2 separate regions of the Mus musculus genome follow, and region 1 is linked to region 2. A link is a loop called in an ENCODE intact Hi-C map of the cell type or tissue named here. Cell type or tissue: heart. All regions are shown on one strand. Links, peaks and the distances in the headings refer to the core of each region. The heading gives the core; the rest is flanking DNA.

Evidence for each region. Peaks named below come from ENCODE experiments on the same cell type or tissue, not always from the same donor. Only the 100,000 strongest peaks of a DNase experiment are listed, where the experiment ranks them.
Region 1: it touches region 2 in a loop (2.3-fold over the local background); 2 of 42 quality-filtered maps call a loop at or near these places.

Annotation. Positions count from the first base shown.
Region 1 is chr16:34,870,374-34,878,196 of GRCm38, reverse strand. Mylk (myosin, light polypeptide kinase) reads right to left here. Exons shown (of 32, transcript NM_139300.3): 4 at 4,960-5,008; 5 at 4,025-4,175; 6 at 2,535-2,700; 7 at 261-279. Among named protein-coding and RNA genes, the nearest start is that of 1700119H24Rik, 65 kb to the left of the region's middle. In heart, for the core only: no CTCF peak of the experiment used is centred there; no DNase peak of the experiment used is centred there; H3K27me3 peaks cover 388 bases.
Region 2 is chr16:34,663,689-34,671,511 of GRCm38, reverse strand. Ropn1 (ropporin, rhophilin associated protein 1) reads right to left here. Exons shown (of 6, transcript NM_030744.2): 2 at 4,701-4,828; 3 at 1,498-1,615; 4 at 250-411. The coding sequence starts at 4,816. Among named protein-coding and RNA genes, the nearest start is that of Ropn1, 16 kb to the right of the region's middle. In heart, for the core only: a CTCF peak has its summit at 4,326 (motif pointing left); a DNase peak (open chromatin) is centred at 4,331; H3K4me3 peaks cover 661 bases; H3K27ac peaks cover 877 bases; H3K27me3 peaks cover 1,438 bases.

The sequences.
Region 1 (7,823 bases), core at 952-5,951, 210 kb before region 2:
GTGGTCTGCTTTGAAGACACTGAGACTACACTGAGGAAGACACAGCACTGAGCGTCCCAAGAAACTTCTTACGGATGGAACCTCCAATCAAACCAGGCAGCAAACTACCCCAGGAAAACAGAGCAAAGCACCCCAAGGAAAGCGGTCCTCTGAGCCAACCCTCATTTCCTACACAAGGACTTCAGAAGTCAGGGCATTTAGCTGCTGCTGTTCTGTGCGGAGTATAAGCTGGAAAGCAACAATTATGAAGAAAGACATACCTAGCGGCATTGTCCAAACCTGGAAGAGGGGCAGAAAGACAGCTGGTTATTTTATATGCCAAGCAGAGACAATGAGAAGGTGACATTTTTTTTCTTTAGTACAGAGCTTCCCTGCTCAGGGCTCTGGGTAGGCCGAGAGAGCTTTCTCACACTAGAGACACTTCTCTGACTGGGCTTTATAACAGCAGCCGGGGCCTGAGGGCACGGACTCCATTCTGCTTCACCAAACAGGAGGATGCATTATCAACCGAGCCACATATCAAGGGACAAACCCTCTAGTGAAAAGGCCAACAACACTTGGCTACCTTCAGCCTTCTGAACTGCCCCCCCCCAAAAAAAAAAGTGCATTTTGGACAGATAAGTGCTTTAGAAACATACAAAGGAAGTAACATTTTACACACCCAGAAAAATACAATATATTGTTTTCTTACCATGTCTACTGCTTTTTTAAATAGTATCGTGGAAAATCCCAAAATATCTACTAGTAGAAAGGCAGATATTACAAGTCCTTGAAAGCTTCCAGCACGGTGAGGATAGAACAATTTTACCAGTCCTGCCCATCTCTTTTCTCTTATTCTGTGTGTTTGTTTTTGAGTACTTTCAAACAAATCCCAGCCGTGTATCATTTTGTCATTATAGGCATTAAGAGGGAGAGGCTTTTAAATGCAAGGCTGTGGAAAATAAGAAAGGGTGGCTAAACCTTGCTGCAGAGGCCTGACAGTTCCCAACCCATGGGGAGTGGCCAAGTCACATTCTTTGATCAGGACTGGAGTTTCTTGTTTTAATTGCATCTGCTGGGACAGAAAATACCAGTGGGCGGCACATGGGATGTCTCAGGGTGGCTCCATGACACTTGTCTCAGGTAAATAAATACACTTACACATACAAGTTTCTTCCTGGGGACTGCGGAAAACACTTAAACCAAAATAAAGAGATGGTAGATGGATGGATGGATGGATAGATGATAGAGAGATAGATTATAAAGAGATAGATGTTTGATGATAGATAGATAGATAGATAGATAGATAGATAGATAGATAGATAGATAGATGATTGATGATAAAGTGATACATGGATGAAGGGAGAGGAGAGAGAGAGAAAGAGAAAGAGAGAGAGAGCGCTCAAAAATCCATAGTTTCTAAGGAATGGAATAAGATACAAAAGGGGGAATCACAGGCAGAAGTGGGGGATACAGGAGGAGGAAGGCGATGAGGTGGCTTCCCTTTCTGATCCTCAAGCCCAAGGCATATCTGTGACTAGTCCGTGAGCACGGGGCAGGCTGGACTTGGGGAAGGCTAGAGACTGTAAGCAGGTGATGAGAGAGAGTGCAGAGGAAGAACAGACAGGGCTGAGGACAGAAGCAAGGAAGAGCAGCGTGCTGACATGTCCACTCTGGTGAGGAGGATCCTGGGTAGAAAGAGTTAGGCTGAGTGAGAATTTTGTAGGGTCTAAAAGAAACCTGGGACAAGGGCTAACTGAGGTTCCTCTTAGCATACCAAAGCACATGCTGGCCTCCAGCCTCACTCAATATCTGTAGCTCTTCCCAGTTCTCTGCATGCCACCCCCACCCTAAACTTCTCCAGCTCATGGGCTAATCTTTCCCCAGCTTTTCACTCCTATACAACCCCACCATTTCAGCTATACTTCCCTCTTGGTCATCTTTGGTTGCTTCTCTTCCTCTCTGTCTCTCCCCATCTCACGGCCAGCTTCAGCGTGCTAACCACGTTTAGTCTACTCATTTCTTTTTCTGTTCTGGACCCTTCCAGATGCCTCTGGGTGTATGCTCGCTCACATCTACAATAAAAACCTTCTCTTCAACTCTGCCTTAGAGCAGGCATGTCCTCACTTTATACACATCTGATTTGATGGACAGAATGGACAAGTTACATGTCAGGCAGGAGAGGTGACAGAGCATCATCACATCCACTCACTCTTCCCACAGTCAGAGATATGAAAACAAGCCATGGAAGAATGTGGCTTATAGGCTAACACTTTATAGCTTGCGTAGTTTGCTTTTTCATACACACCAGGGCCACCTGCCTAGGGACCCTCCTACCTGAGCTAGGAGGAAGGACTGAGGACATTGAAGGGGCAGGGTCTAGTTAGGGACACAAATGAAGCGAGCAGGCAGCTCATAGCATCTTCCTCTAGGCCTTTCTCTTCTAGTTGAAAACTTTGTCCTTCACATGCATACACACAAGCGGTGTTAGGAACAGCTCCGTCTATGCTGGTTCTGACACCAGGGAAGGGTCCCTCTGCATCGGCCCCCAATACCTGGGATGGAGAGCTCCGCCGACATGGAGGCTTTCCCTGACCCATTCACCACCATGCAGGTGTACACGCCCAGGTCATCCCGAGTGACCCCACGGATCTCCAGGATCTGCATGCCATTCTTCTCTGACATTGACACACGGGCACTTGGCTGCAACGGGACATTTCCCTACAAGTGGCAACAGGAGAGCTTGGTTACAGACGTCTGCTCTCTTTGACCCAGTTGGCCCGCCTTTCCTCTAGTCCTGCAGAATGGACACCAGGGCTTGAGTACACAGCATCTGTTCTGTGGTCTCCAGAGATTCATCCTGGCGACGACTCTGTTTGCTTGTCTGTTGTTAACGTGACACAAGGTAGAGCCCTCTGAGAAGACGGAACCACCTCAAGTCTCATCAGGCGGGCCTACTGATAAGACTGGGGAACATTTTCTTGATTGGTGATTGATGTGGAAGGGCCCAGCCCACAGTGGGTCATGCTGTCCCTGGGCGGGTGGTTCTGGTGTGTGGGAAAAAGCAAACTATGCACGCTATAGAGTAAGCCTGTAAGCAACATTCACCCATGGCTTGTCCTTTAGCTCCTGTCTCCAGGTTCCCCCTCTGACTTCCTCAGGGATGCCCTATAATGTGGGGGTGTAAGTAAAACAAACCCTTTCCTCTCCAAGTTGCTTTTGGTCGTGGTGTTTCACACACTAACAGAAAGAAGACCGAAACAGTCACCCCTGAGCATTCAGCCTTGAGGCTCCTGCAGAGGCTTGCTGCTGACGTGTGGAAACTGCCTCAGAGGGCCTGTGTTTCTTTGAAGGAATGGAGTGTGAGGACACCCTGGATCTCTCCCTTCATTTTTTTTCCTGCCTTCCTTTTTTTTTCCCCTGAGGGTGAGTTTAGAAGAATCAAAAAGAGGTAAAAGGAGTCCTACTACTCATCTTACTCAAAAGTTTCTTCTCTGAAAAACCTATTCTCTCTCTGGCCTTGATCCCACCCTTCCTGACATCCCTCAGTGCCCTGTTCCATCTCCACCTTTCTTACTACCTGGTACCACCATCTCTTCTGCCTCTCTCCACTTGGTCTGGTTATGAGTGGTCTGTAAAACACTTCCACACGGAGCGTCCTCCTAACATGCTGAGGCATTACTCCTACCTCAAAGCTGGTGAGACTGGGTTCCAAAGGTTTAAGTGACTTGTCTAGTGTCACATGCCTCAAGAACCATAGAACGGCTCCCTGAAAATTAGTGCCCCAATTCAAACTCCTTCCTTGAGGTGCTTCGTCTGTCTTTGAACAAAAGCTTTCTGTTGTTTTGTGAGGTGAGGAAGAGAACACCATGGTCTGAGTGACAGCAGGGGACCCTAGAGTAGAATGTCACTATCACATATACTCAGAACCTTGGGGAAACGACCGGGGTTGAAACAGAAGGAACTAACTGGAAAGACAGATTCCCAGGGTGTGAGCTCTCGGGCTTCCTGGGAAGGGCCAGAGTCTGGGTGGACAAAGCCTTACCTTGAGCCAGGTGACCTGTGGTGGAGGCCGGCCAGTGATCTTGCAGGAGAATCGCCCCATCTGCCCTTCTTTGACCACAGCTCTGCCCAGCTTGGTGGCAAACTTTGGTGGGCACTCACCCCAGATGCTAGGACGAGTCTCCCCTGGAAATCTGTCTCGAGAAAGAAGTCAACAGAGAATCCATTTAGACTGGATAGCCACTCAGAAACCATTTGAGGGTTGTTTTCCCAACTCCATGCCTCAAATACTTCTTCTAACTCATCTTCTCTCCCTGTGGCACCAGAATGTATCACCTCTATCACACGGGCATGCATCTGTGTCACATCTACCAGCCTCCCTTAAACCTTAACTCTGGTCTAAAGCCTGGATTTTGGACAATAGACCAAGAGCATTCTTGCTGTATGCAACCTCCAGAGCTGACTTATGGAAACTTCCAGAAAGGCTCTCCGCTCTGTTTTCTGCCCAATATTCTAGCTAGGTGTAGAGGCTCCAGGAGATGGAGCTACAAAACAGAGAAAGTACGGGCTCCTTAGAGAGAATGTGGGAAGCTCTCATCCATTCAAGAACAAGTTAAGAAATAAGTTTGGGCTGAGCCACCTAGATCTGGGGCTCGTCTGTGACAGCAGCTATTGTTAACACTTCTAAATCTACTCATATTTCTATCCATTATTATCTTAATTGTGGAGAATCCTTTGAAGACCATAGGCACATTCCTCCATTCCCTTACTATTTAGCAGATGAGCCAAAGATGCTAGCCACAGAGGCTTCCAGGTCAGGAGATGCTGGGGGAATGGCTCTCAATGTACCACTAGGCCCCCATTCTTCAGTTATTACAACCTAGGATATGTAAGACATATGCCCTATACCTATGCGTGCTAAGTCAGCAGGAAAAGACAATCCAACCCTTACTCTGGCTTGAGCATTCCAGAACTTACCCTGAGGCTTTAGAAAGAACAGGCTGATCACGCTTCTTCATAGAATTCCCTGTAACACACAGAGAGAAGGCTAGAGAGTCAGGGTCAGGTTGCATCCACCAATGTCAGCAACGAGTCATGCAGACTCAACTACAGGGGAAGATGGAGCTATATGTGAACCTTAATGGGCACATTCTGACTCTGAGCACCAGGCTAATGCATCGCAAACACTGGAATATAAGTGCCTTATAATAATTTAATGAAGTAGGTAATTCATTATTTTTCCATCTTTTAAAGTTTTTTTAATGTATTTATTGTTATTTTGTGTGTATGAGTGCTTGCCTGTATGCATATATGTTCATCAGGTGCATGCCTGGTGTCTGTGGACAAACGGCACATGAGCCATCAGAGGGTATTGGATCTCCCAGAATTGGAGTTGCAGATGGTTGTGAGTCACCATGTAGGTGCTGGAGACTGAACCTGGGTCCTCTGTAAGAACAGCAAATACTCCTAACAGCTGAGCTGTCTCCCCAACCCTCTTTCTGTCTTTTTTTTTTCCCAGTGGGTAAGAAAAAATGAAATTCAGAGAAGTCACAGGTGGAAATAATAGAACCTAAAATGATTTGGGAATTCATCAGGCCTCCCAAGTTCTAGAATACTCAACCTCCTAGCTGAGTTGTGAGGTAGTATTTGGGACTTTCTATTGTTAGAATCACCTATAGAGATCCAGGACTGGTCCAGAATATGCCACAGCTTAAGTGAGGGAAGGAGATGCACATCTCTTACCATATCTATTTACGATGAACAGAATCAATGCTCAGTTCTTCCACAGAAGGCCCAGCAAATAGCAACAAGCAGAAATAGAACAGGAATGAGTGAGCCGCTGCGAAGCCACACCTCCCAGAATCAGCAGTACTGCCAGGCCTCGGCAAGCTGCTGCTGTGCTAGGTACCGCCAGTTCTAGCTGAAAAGTTACTATGCCCAGTGCCACCGAGCCTGGGTGAGCTGCTGATGTACCAGGCAGGAAACAGCAGTATAGCAAACCTAGAGACACCACATGGGGAACCCTTTATCGGGGGGCTGCAGCTGGGGAGGAGATATAAAATGTGACCAGAAAACAATGCAGTAACATAACTACACAATAGTGGTTTGGTTTTGGGTTAGGAGAAGGAGGAAAGAGCCATCACCCTGGAAGTTGGTCTCTTTCTTCTATAAGCTGTGAATGCGTATAAAAAGCCTACTAAGGAAGGCTGGGTCGTCGTGCTCATATGAGAGAGTGTCTGCTGCAGGGAATGCACAGGACATTTATTGGGGAATGGTAGACTTCCTTACGCTCTCTCAGCTATCACATTTCCATGACAGGACAGGAATGGACCCATGGGTAGAGACTTAACGTCACAGTTAGCATTTCCCTAGCCACACCTATCTTGAGATTCTGACAGAACATCAGTGAGACAGGAGCCACACCAAAATGCTCAGGCCACACTGAACTTGGGATGCCATGGACCAGTGATCACTGCTGATGTATTTGTCCAATATGACCACTGGGCGAGCAGTCTGCCAACTCACTCTCTAGCCAAGGTTGAAAGACACTTTAAGCTCATCAAAGGAGAGACAGGTTTTGAAAGAACCCAGTTGACATGGACAGTTAAGATAGATGCTGGGCTCCTTCCATGCTGTTGGAGGAAGCACAAAAAGATACACATTGATAATAGTAATTGTTTGAGGGTGGTAGGGTGCTCAATAATTTAGGTATATTTTACTTTCAGAAATATTAGCTATGTATAATTTAGTTATATTTTACTTTTAGAAATATTAGCTATATTTTTTAAAACTTAGAAAAGAAATGGTTTTTAAAAATGGAATACAATGTGGTCACCCGTACCCTGAACAAAGGGAGAAAGCAAGTGAGGGACATCCAGCCAGCATGTTGGAGCTTCTTGTACAGCCTCCATACAAAGGCAGCATCCATAAGCCTGGCTGCTGAGATGCGGACCACATACCATTCACAGCACTTAGCAATGCTACTGTGTTACTCATCTGATCTAATGTCTGATTAAAAAAAAGTCTGCATAAATAGATAAACAAAATATAGTCTGTTCATGCAATGAAATATTATCCAGGCATAAACAGGAATGAAGTGTGGAAACGCTACAGTAGGAACAGACTCTGAAGAACACATGACGTGGAGAAAGCTTATCACGGAGGGTACATATCGCGTGGCTTCATCTCTAAGAAATGTTCTGAACGGGCAAATCCACAGGGAAAAGAAGGTGGTAGGCAGCTGGTGGGGCCTGCAGGAGGAGAGCAGTCTGTGCAAGCTGGAAGTGTACTGATGATGCACAAACACTTCAGGGCACACTTGGCTAAAATGGTGAAAAGGGTAAATGTCATATGCTTTTCTTACCACATTGAAAAACATTAGATTGAGAATTTTAAAAAATCCTTAGGAGCTAAATATCTTAGTCCACAGGCAGAAATTCCTTGAAACACACAACGAGTAAAAAACGATGGCATTTCCCATAGAAAAACAAAGAATGCTGCTTGCAGGGCCTTCTCTGCCAGAGCAAGGGTGATTGATATACGGCATCATTCAGGGGCAATGCACAAAGGTGGTTGGCTGAACGTGGAGCTGAGGAATGTTCACATCAGTATGAGTTAGTACCAGAGAGCTTACAACAGAACAAAGGGAATCTGGACTAAGATAACTAACAGCATTTATTTGAGAGTCGGAGGGAATTCAAGTTGTAAATAGTCAGATAAGGCGAAACTAGCCCTGCAAAAGTACAAAAATCTGGTAGAACTGTAAGCCAGTGATGGAAAAATAAGTGGGAATGAGATTAAGGTAGCATGCCGGAAATGGGGGAGGAGATGAAGAGAACTGG
Region 2 (7,823 bases), core at 1,854-6,853:
GAGCAGGAGGAGGCATGAAAGGCAGGGGTTTGTTTGCTTGGCTTTGCTTTGCTTTTATCATCTGAGAAAGCTGAATGGGTGCTGATAGATTGTTCTTCCAGGCCCAGGGAAAAATGATGGGGCATTTCAAAATTTGGTTTTGGTATACTAAGAACTGGATCTGGAGCCCCCCACCCCCAGTCTCTGTCTACCTCTGAGCCACCCACCACCCTCTATCCTCTGTCACACAACACAAGAAAGCTCACTTACAACTCCAAGAGAGCTACAAGCAAGGGCTAAAAACTTCAGCCACTCGATCTCCTCTGTGAAGCGACCCACGTTCATCACACTGTTAAACAGGTCCGTGGGGAGATTCAGCACCTTCCACATCTGGGCCAGCTCATCTGCGTGGATGATCAGTCTGCCAGCAACCTTCGGGACAGGGAACACACAAAACACACATGAGGACCACAAGCAAGATGCTCTGAGTTCTCCCAGCACAAGGAGGGAAACTGGGAGCTAGAGAGAGCCAGCGAATCCCGTTTGACAATTGTCTTTGTAATGCTGTGATGTAGTTTAATATTTTTAAACTCCAGATGTCAGAATTATGGTAGAGAGACCCATGTAGAGTCCATTTCATTTCTTATGATGCCTTTATGGTCTCTAATTTTGTTCTTAGGTTGGCCCTGGAAGGCAGATGGGACATTAGAGGCTGGCTGAGACATCTCTCCTAGAGTACACATAGTTCTCTGTATTGAATCTCATGTGTGTCCCTCCTGTCTCTGCATGAGTGACATGTGGCACCCTATGGCTGACCTTAGGGTTTAGGATAGGTATCTAACATTGTTTGGTCCCAGGACCTTGAGAGCTTTGCTGGGTTCACTCCACAGAAGTCTTGGCATCTAAAGAGTGAAGGCGAGTGACAGATTCCCCTTAGCTAAGGATGCAGCCATGATGCGGGTACCTCATTAAGGTTCCAACACATTGCCAGGGCCTCTGAGCCCAAGGTTGAGTGTGCCCCAAATCACCCAAGTCTCCCCTATCCTCTATCCTAATGTGGGGCACCATGCCGCTCAACTGTATCCCAACAACTGGCCAAAGCACAGATTTTTCTCAAGCCAGTCCATTTTTTCCCCGTTCACAGGCTAACTCCTTTGATAATGTGTGAAGGGTTTTCCAAGAAGGGTGTGCTATTTTTACACCAGCCTGCGGTAGACCTCTCATCGTCTGGCCCTGTTAGTGTGATGCCGATACCCTTTAAGACAGGTGGTATGCATTACACTGAGCCCCTGTATATCCTTTGAGATCTGGGGGGGGGGGGGGGATCTGTGATGACCCCAGGACAGCTCAAGGATTCAGTCTCTTCCACACTAATTCCCATTTCTCTGAAGGACAAGTCGCTTTGAGGCCAGGACTTAATAAGCTTTTGGGGGCAGTGCTAACGGCCAGCTGCCTGCGGGCGTTCAGACCGCCCTGATGTAACCGCTCAGTTTCCGCAGCATCCCTAGAGCTCCTTACCCGAGAATGCAGGACCTTCAGCAGCTCAGGTGTCAGCTCAGCCCAGTTGGACAAAGGGATTTGTTCAGACCTCTCTCTCACTGGAGGAATCTCTCCACGGGACATGGCTCCGAAATATCTGCAAGAGAAGGGGTGGGGGATAGAGGAGGCTCCCGGGTTTTAGTGGCCTCTAGATACTTATGAATTTACTTCACTTTTTTTTTTTTTTGGCTGAGTAGATAAAGGACAGTATTTAGCTGTGGTTTGTTTGCAAATGGGGAAAGTTTGATTGTGTTATTTCCACTTTAAGGAATGAAGAGTGATCAGGGTATAAAAAGGTTTTATTTTCCTCTAAGAATAATAAACAGCCAATGAATCTCATCCCCACCCCCTTCCCTTCTTAGTCTTTTTCTTTTCTTTCAGATGTACTTATTTATTTTATGTATATGAGTACACTGTAGCTGTCTTCAGACACACCAGAAGAGGGCATCAGATCCCAATACAGATGGTTGTGAGCCACTGTGTGGTTGCTGGGATATGAACTCAGGACCTCTGGAAGAGCAATCAGTCCTCTTAACCACTGAGCCATCTCTCTAGCCCTGGTGTTTTATTTTCATAGACAGAGAGATCCTAGGATATGCATAGGATATCCATTCATGCGGATCTGGTAGGCATGAAGACCGTGATTATATGAAGATACTTGCAGATAGAATGGTTCCTGGGGGAGTGGGAAAGGGTTTCTGGCTTGAGGTAGTGAGGCCTGTGTGGGGCTTGAGCAAGGCCCTCAGGAAGGCCCGGGAGGAGAGGCATGGCAAGGAAGGGAACGGCGTAAGTGGATGTGGTGTCTATGAAGCAGTCCTGTTCTTTCATCCCTCAGAATTTTCAGTTAGATATGCCTGCTGTGTGCTACTGCCTCGTGGGGTGGACTCTGTTTGGGAGTGATGAGAAAGATAGGTCAAACCCTATGTCAAGATTGGCGTGATATGGAAAGAAGCTGACTGCCACAGGGAGTGGGCGTGAGCAATATGACGCCGGGGTGTCTCCACCCAAAGTCTTATTCCTGCCCCTCCATCACCAGGTAGTATAAAACACCGGGAGGGAGGGTGCTGTTTTACAGAAGCCCATTTTAGGGTCAGTCTACAGGACAGCGCTAACTACTGCCCTTTTCTGAGACACAAAGCAAACAGAACTAAAGAGACAGGAATCAGAACACGCAACTTCCAGTCTGTGGCTAGAGGTCCTCAGTGGGAGCGGCTGTAGAAAGACTTTGACACTTTTGACCCTGTACATGAGCCATCTCTGTAGACAGACCAGTGTCTGGGTGAAAGTGGTACAGTGGAGCACCCAGACTGGGATGTGGCCTGACCTTACAATCAGATTGGGTGGGGGAGGGGATTTAAAGCGGGGACAGCAATACTACAGCATCCCGTCCCACAGAAGTGCCTGGGTGGATATGTGGCGCTCTCCAAATAGCTTTGGAGTTGTTAGTATAGTTGGTTAGAGAATGTAGCCACACCCACGGATTCATTGCTCTGTATCTTTGCATTGTATTTGCAAGTGAATGATTCCGTGGTTGCAGTTTTACCGATTTCGATTTCGGCTGCCTCACATGCTTGCTTCAGGACAAATCAGTATAGGCCCTGCTGATGGTGGGGAGCTGGCTTCTTCTTTGTCGAGGAAATTCTTGCATGTTATGAACTAAATACCTATTTTATCTTGGAGATACTCGGTGCTGTTCCATCTGCTAGAACACAAGATTGTAAGCCACAGAAAGCGATCCGGTAAGTGCCTTTGATGTCTAAACTGGATGGAGAATGTTCTTAAGTCATGCTCTTTCTCACTGCACTTGAAGTACAAACTGATCTTGCACGGATGTCTAAAAAATTTATAGCACATCATACAATACGGAGCCAGCAGGTTACCATGGTGGAAAAGTTTCCCTCCATGAATGTCAGGGACAATATCGAGAAATGTCACTTTTCTTGCGATAATGCAGAAGCACAAGGACGTTAAAATGCGGTTTGAAGCAATCATATGGCATAAAACAAAATCTGTCCGACTATGCCAAAAGAAATTAGCCTTCTGACGTTAAAGTCCAATCTTAGAGGTAATGCATACAATTCAAGATAGAAAACGACACAGGATTCATGACTAGGCAAAGCAACTCCATTTAGACTGCATTACTTTCCTTCCATTCTAAAAAGCTTCCTTCTGGCTCAGCCTAGATGTCTTCACCACCTGCTGGAGGTTCTCTTTCCTTAGCCCCTCCCTCTACAGTCTGAGGTATCTTCTCACAGAGACACCTCTAAGGAAGTAATCATCCAGCAATAAAAACATCTAGAAAAGGCCCCAGAGTACGGTCTTGTTAGCTCCCAACCCCCTGCACCAAGCCAGGCTGTCCACTTTCCAGCAGGCACGTGTGTCTAAGAAACAATTTCATAGTTGAGAGGCTTTCTATGCAAAGCCGCTGCGGTGAAGTCCGCCCCTGTTGTGCAAGCTCACCCACCGAGCAGCCTCTAGGGGCTCTTCAAGGAGCCAGTGTGCTATGTGCTACACGCACACCATAGAGCGACTTGACCTCTTCAGCTCTACAACCGTTCCCAGAAAGCCATGTGACCTTGGACATCTTCATGCAGACGGGAAAGATCAATTTTTTAAAAAAATCAATTAAAAAAGAATTTTCTCCCCAAAGACTGGGTTCAAAGTGTCTTTAGTCTTGCCCAAGTATGTGTTTCCACAGCCATGAAAGAAGGTGTTTCATTAATCAGAGGAAACCAGCTTGTAGAGATCCCACCTCCTCCTCCTCCTCCCCGCGGGATCGCGCACCGCTCCACTAGGTGCACTGCTGCCATCTAGCGGTAAGAAGGAAAACAAGCTGCAGGTGTAAACCGGGGAAAGGCGAGCGGAGGTGCCAGCCAGATTCCTAAACTCCTTCCAACCAGGAAAGCAGATGGGATGCAGGGATGGGTTAGGCGGGCATGTGCTAGCTGACATGGTAAGCTAACTGATTCTATTTGCCCCAGGACACTTGGCCTACTGTTCTCATGTTACTACTCAATCTGGCTAGTTTAGGGAAGGGCTCTGTGTGTGGATACATTTGTGTGTGGATTTTAAAGACCCAGTTTCTACTAACCTGCCTGCACTGCCTGACTGCAGGCTTGCCAACCTCCTCGGTTTCCCACAAACCCTTTCTTAATATCTGCCATCCGAGAGAAACAACTTACTCGGCTGCCCACTGTATGAGATCAGGAGGCTGGGTCCGAATGGCATCTTTGGTAAACTGCTTCAGCAATTCCGGCAGCTCCGGTGGGATGCATACTTGCTTGTCTGTCTGAGGCATTGATCGCTTGACCTACAAACAGGACCAAACAGAACGCGAGGATTTTATTTGAGTCCTAAGCAATCATGAAACGTAAGAAAGCTGTTTAGAATAAGAGATCCTCTAGACCCTACATTAACACTCGTTTTGGAGTTTCTGCTAGTCTAGAAGTCTTTCTATTGGCTTAAACCCACGTCTGAGCAGCGGGTTTCTCTGGTGGGTGGTCCCCACGATACAAGTGACACAGAACGCAGGCAGAATAGGGAACCCGAAGAATCTGAGCTGACCCGGAGGCTAATGTGATTGGAAAGAACTCAAATGCTGGATATGAATGGCAGTGCAAGGAGGGGAGAGAAAGCAAAAGACCAGACTAAAAACTCCTTTTCCCTTTCTGGCTGCCACTATGTTTGGTGTGGGCGCAAAGGCTAACATCTTTTGTGTGAGAACTCAAACCGGAAACAATAGCCTGTGTGTAGTGATGCGCACTGAGAGCTGTCTCCATAGATTTTGGGGGGTGGGGTGGGGCAGGGTGGGGTGGGGAGAGAAACAGCCCCAAGAAGCCACAGGTCAGCTGTAAGTTTAGGTCTACACCAACAATGCCTAGTTGGAAAACCCTGAGAAGAAAAGACTGTGGTCTTAAGAGGTGGCATTTCCACTCCTCTTTAGTTGTTTGTTTGTTTATTTGGAAGAAGGGGATCGTGTTTAATTTTAGACTTCTTAAAGAGCCAACTATGTCTACATTTTACTAACATTTTTCACGAATATAAAAGATTATAAAAGTCATAAAAGTAACCACTATATATGTAAAAAGGAGAAATGGAGTTTACAAAAAGCCCCCCCCCCAATCCTTATCAATCCAAAATAATCCAAACTAAGACAGTTGGAAAGAATGCGTGCTTATCTCTAACCACAATAAAAGGCCTTAAATGTGTCAGCTATGTACAGAAATCAACAGAGCAGGCTTTTAAACTCTAGGGACAGTCATACCTGGAAAGGCCACAAAGACAGGAAAGATGGAAGATGAAAAGAAGCCACCAACTGTGCAATAGTTGGTTTAGATGCTAACACTGACAAGAGAGAGACTTCGCGGCACGTCATTTTAGGGAAAGATTTCCTTTATCGGGATAAACGCTTTGGCTACTGCCGTTCTTACATCATCATGAGGGCATCTCATGGTAACCAGGGGGAAGCAGGGCATTGTTTGGGATCCCCCTAAATACTGTAATAATCATGAGAGGGTGATACATATATCTATAATTGGAAGTACACCTCCGTGGGGGAGTCTCGTGGTGCCCGTGGGAATCCAGGATATTGCTTTGGCTCCCCTAGTTATTGTAGAAATGACTAGGGATGATGAATAACAATCTAGAGTTGGCGAGGAGAGGGATGTCATCAGAAAAATACCAGAGGGGTCTTGAGACTACTAGCAACTTTGCATGTTTAAGCCAGATGGTAGCTGCATAGATGTCTCATTGTCATATTTATAGCTATATTTATATTACACATTTTATTTTTTTATGTTTAAACAATGTTTTCCATAGCTACTGTTGCAAGCTCTTTTTGTTTTGTTTGGAGACAGGGTCTCAGGTAGCTCAGGCTGGCCCTGACCTCATTTGTTCTGAGTTAAGTCCCCCGTTTTCCTGTTTCCACCCTCAGCTGCTGGGATTACAGGTTTTAGCCACCAAGTGCAGCACTGTGAACTGTATATTTTTGGTTTTTGATGACTTTTCCAACCTATTTCATTTGGTAAACGACAGTGTCTTAGATGGCTTATCTTATTTGTGTGTATCTTAACTTACTCTGGTAAAATGATTATTAATCATTATTAAAAATATCTGATTTGCCATGTTAATCCTTTTCAGCCTACAGTTCCGTGGCAATGCATTCATCTACACTGTTGTGTAGTCAGCAACACCACCCATTTCCAGAGCCCTTTCATGCTCACCAAATGGAAACTGTGACTGAACAAAAGACCCAGGCTTTCTTTCTCTTTGCCACTGACAACCATGACTCCACCTTTCCGATCCTGTGAATTTGAGAACCTTTAGGTACCCTATGCTCATGAGTCGCACACCTTTGTCCTTCCAGAGCTGGCTTATTTTATGAAGTATAACATCTTTCAGCTTCATGAATGTTGTAGCATGCACCAGAATCTCCATCCTTTTTAGGTTTGTATGACCTTCCATAAATATGTACCCGTTTGGGCACTTAGAAAGGGCTGTTGGCATCTTTTGGGGACTTTAACAGTGCTGCTATGAACACGTGTACATAATATCTAATTGTTCTCTGCTTTCCGTTTTTGGGTATGTAACCAGAGGTAGGCTGGCTAGGTCACATGTTAAGTTCAACCACGTTTCTGAGGAACCAAGAAACTGGTTCCACTATTTTACCATCTTTACTTTTCTTGATAGGATCTTTTGAAAAGTGTGTGTATGTGTGTGTGTGTGTGTGTGTGTGTGTGTGTGTGTGTGTGCACGCGCATGCTCACACTCATGTGAGTGTATGCACCTGAGCGTGTGTTCAAGGGTATTTGCCCCCATGTGCATTCTCAGAGGCCTGAAGCAGGCATCAATGTCCTCCACTGTCACTTTTCCCTATTCCTTTGAGTCAGGGCCTCTTCCTGAATGAAATTGGAGCTTATATTTTTCTTGGCGAGGCTGAAAGCTAGTAAGCTCCAATGATTCTCCTGCCTCCACCAGCTCAGAGCTGAGGTACACACAGGAGATCCAAGCCCAGCAAACATCTGCAGTATATCCCCTGTTCCTCTTATCTTTCCTTGATGCTCAGACTTTCTTAAAATTTTCCATTCTCTCCGCTTATTTTCTATCAATTTCTGAAAAGTAATCAATTACATCCTTGAGTGTCTTGTGCCAACTATCATGCTAGATATTATAAACACATTTTCACTTTCAATTCTTAAAACAGCCCACAGGTAGATATCCTTCTACATAGGATGAAACTAAGAAACAGAATGGATTTTTTGCAATGAGCTGCATGATGGTTGATATCTAGATTCTAGGCAGGGTCT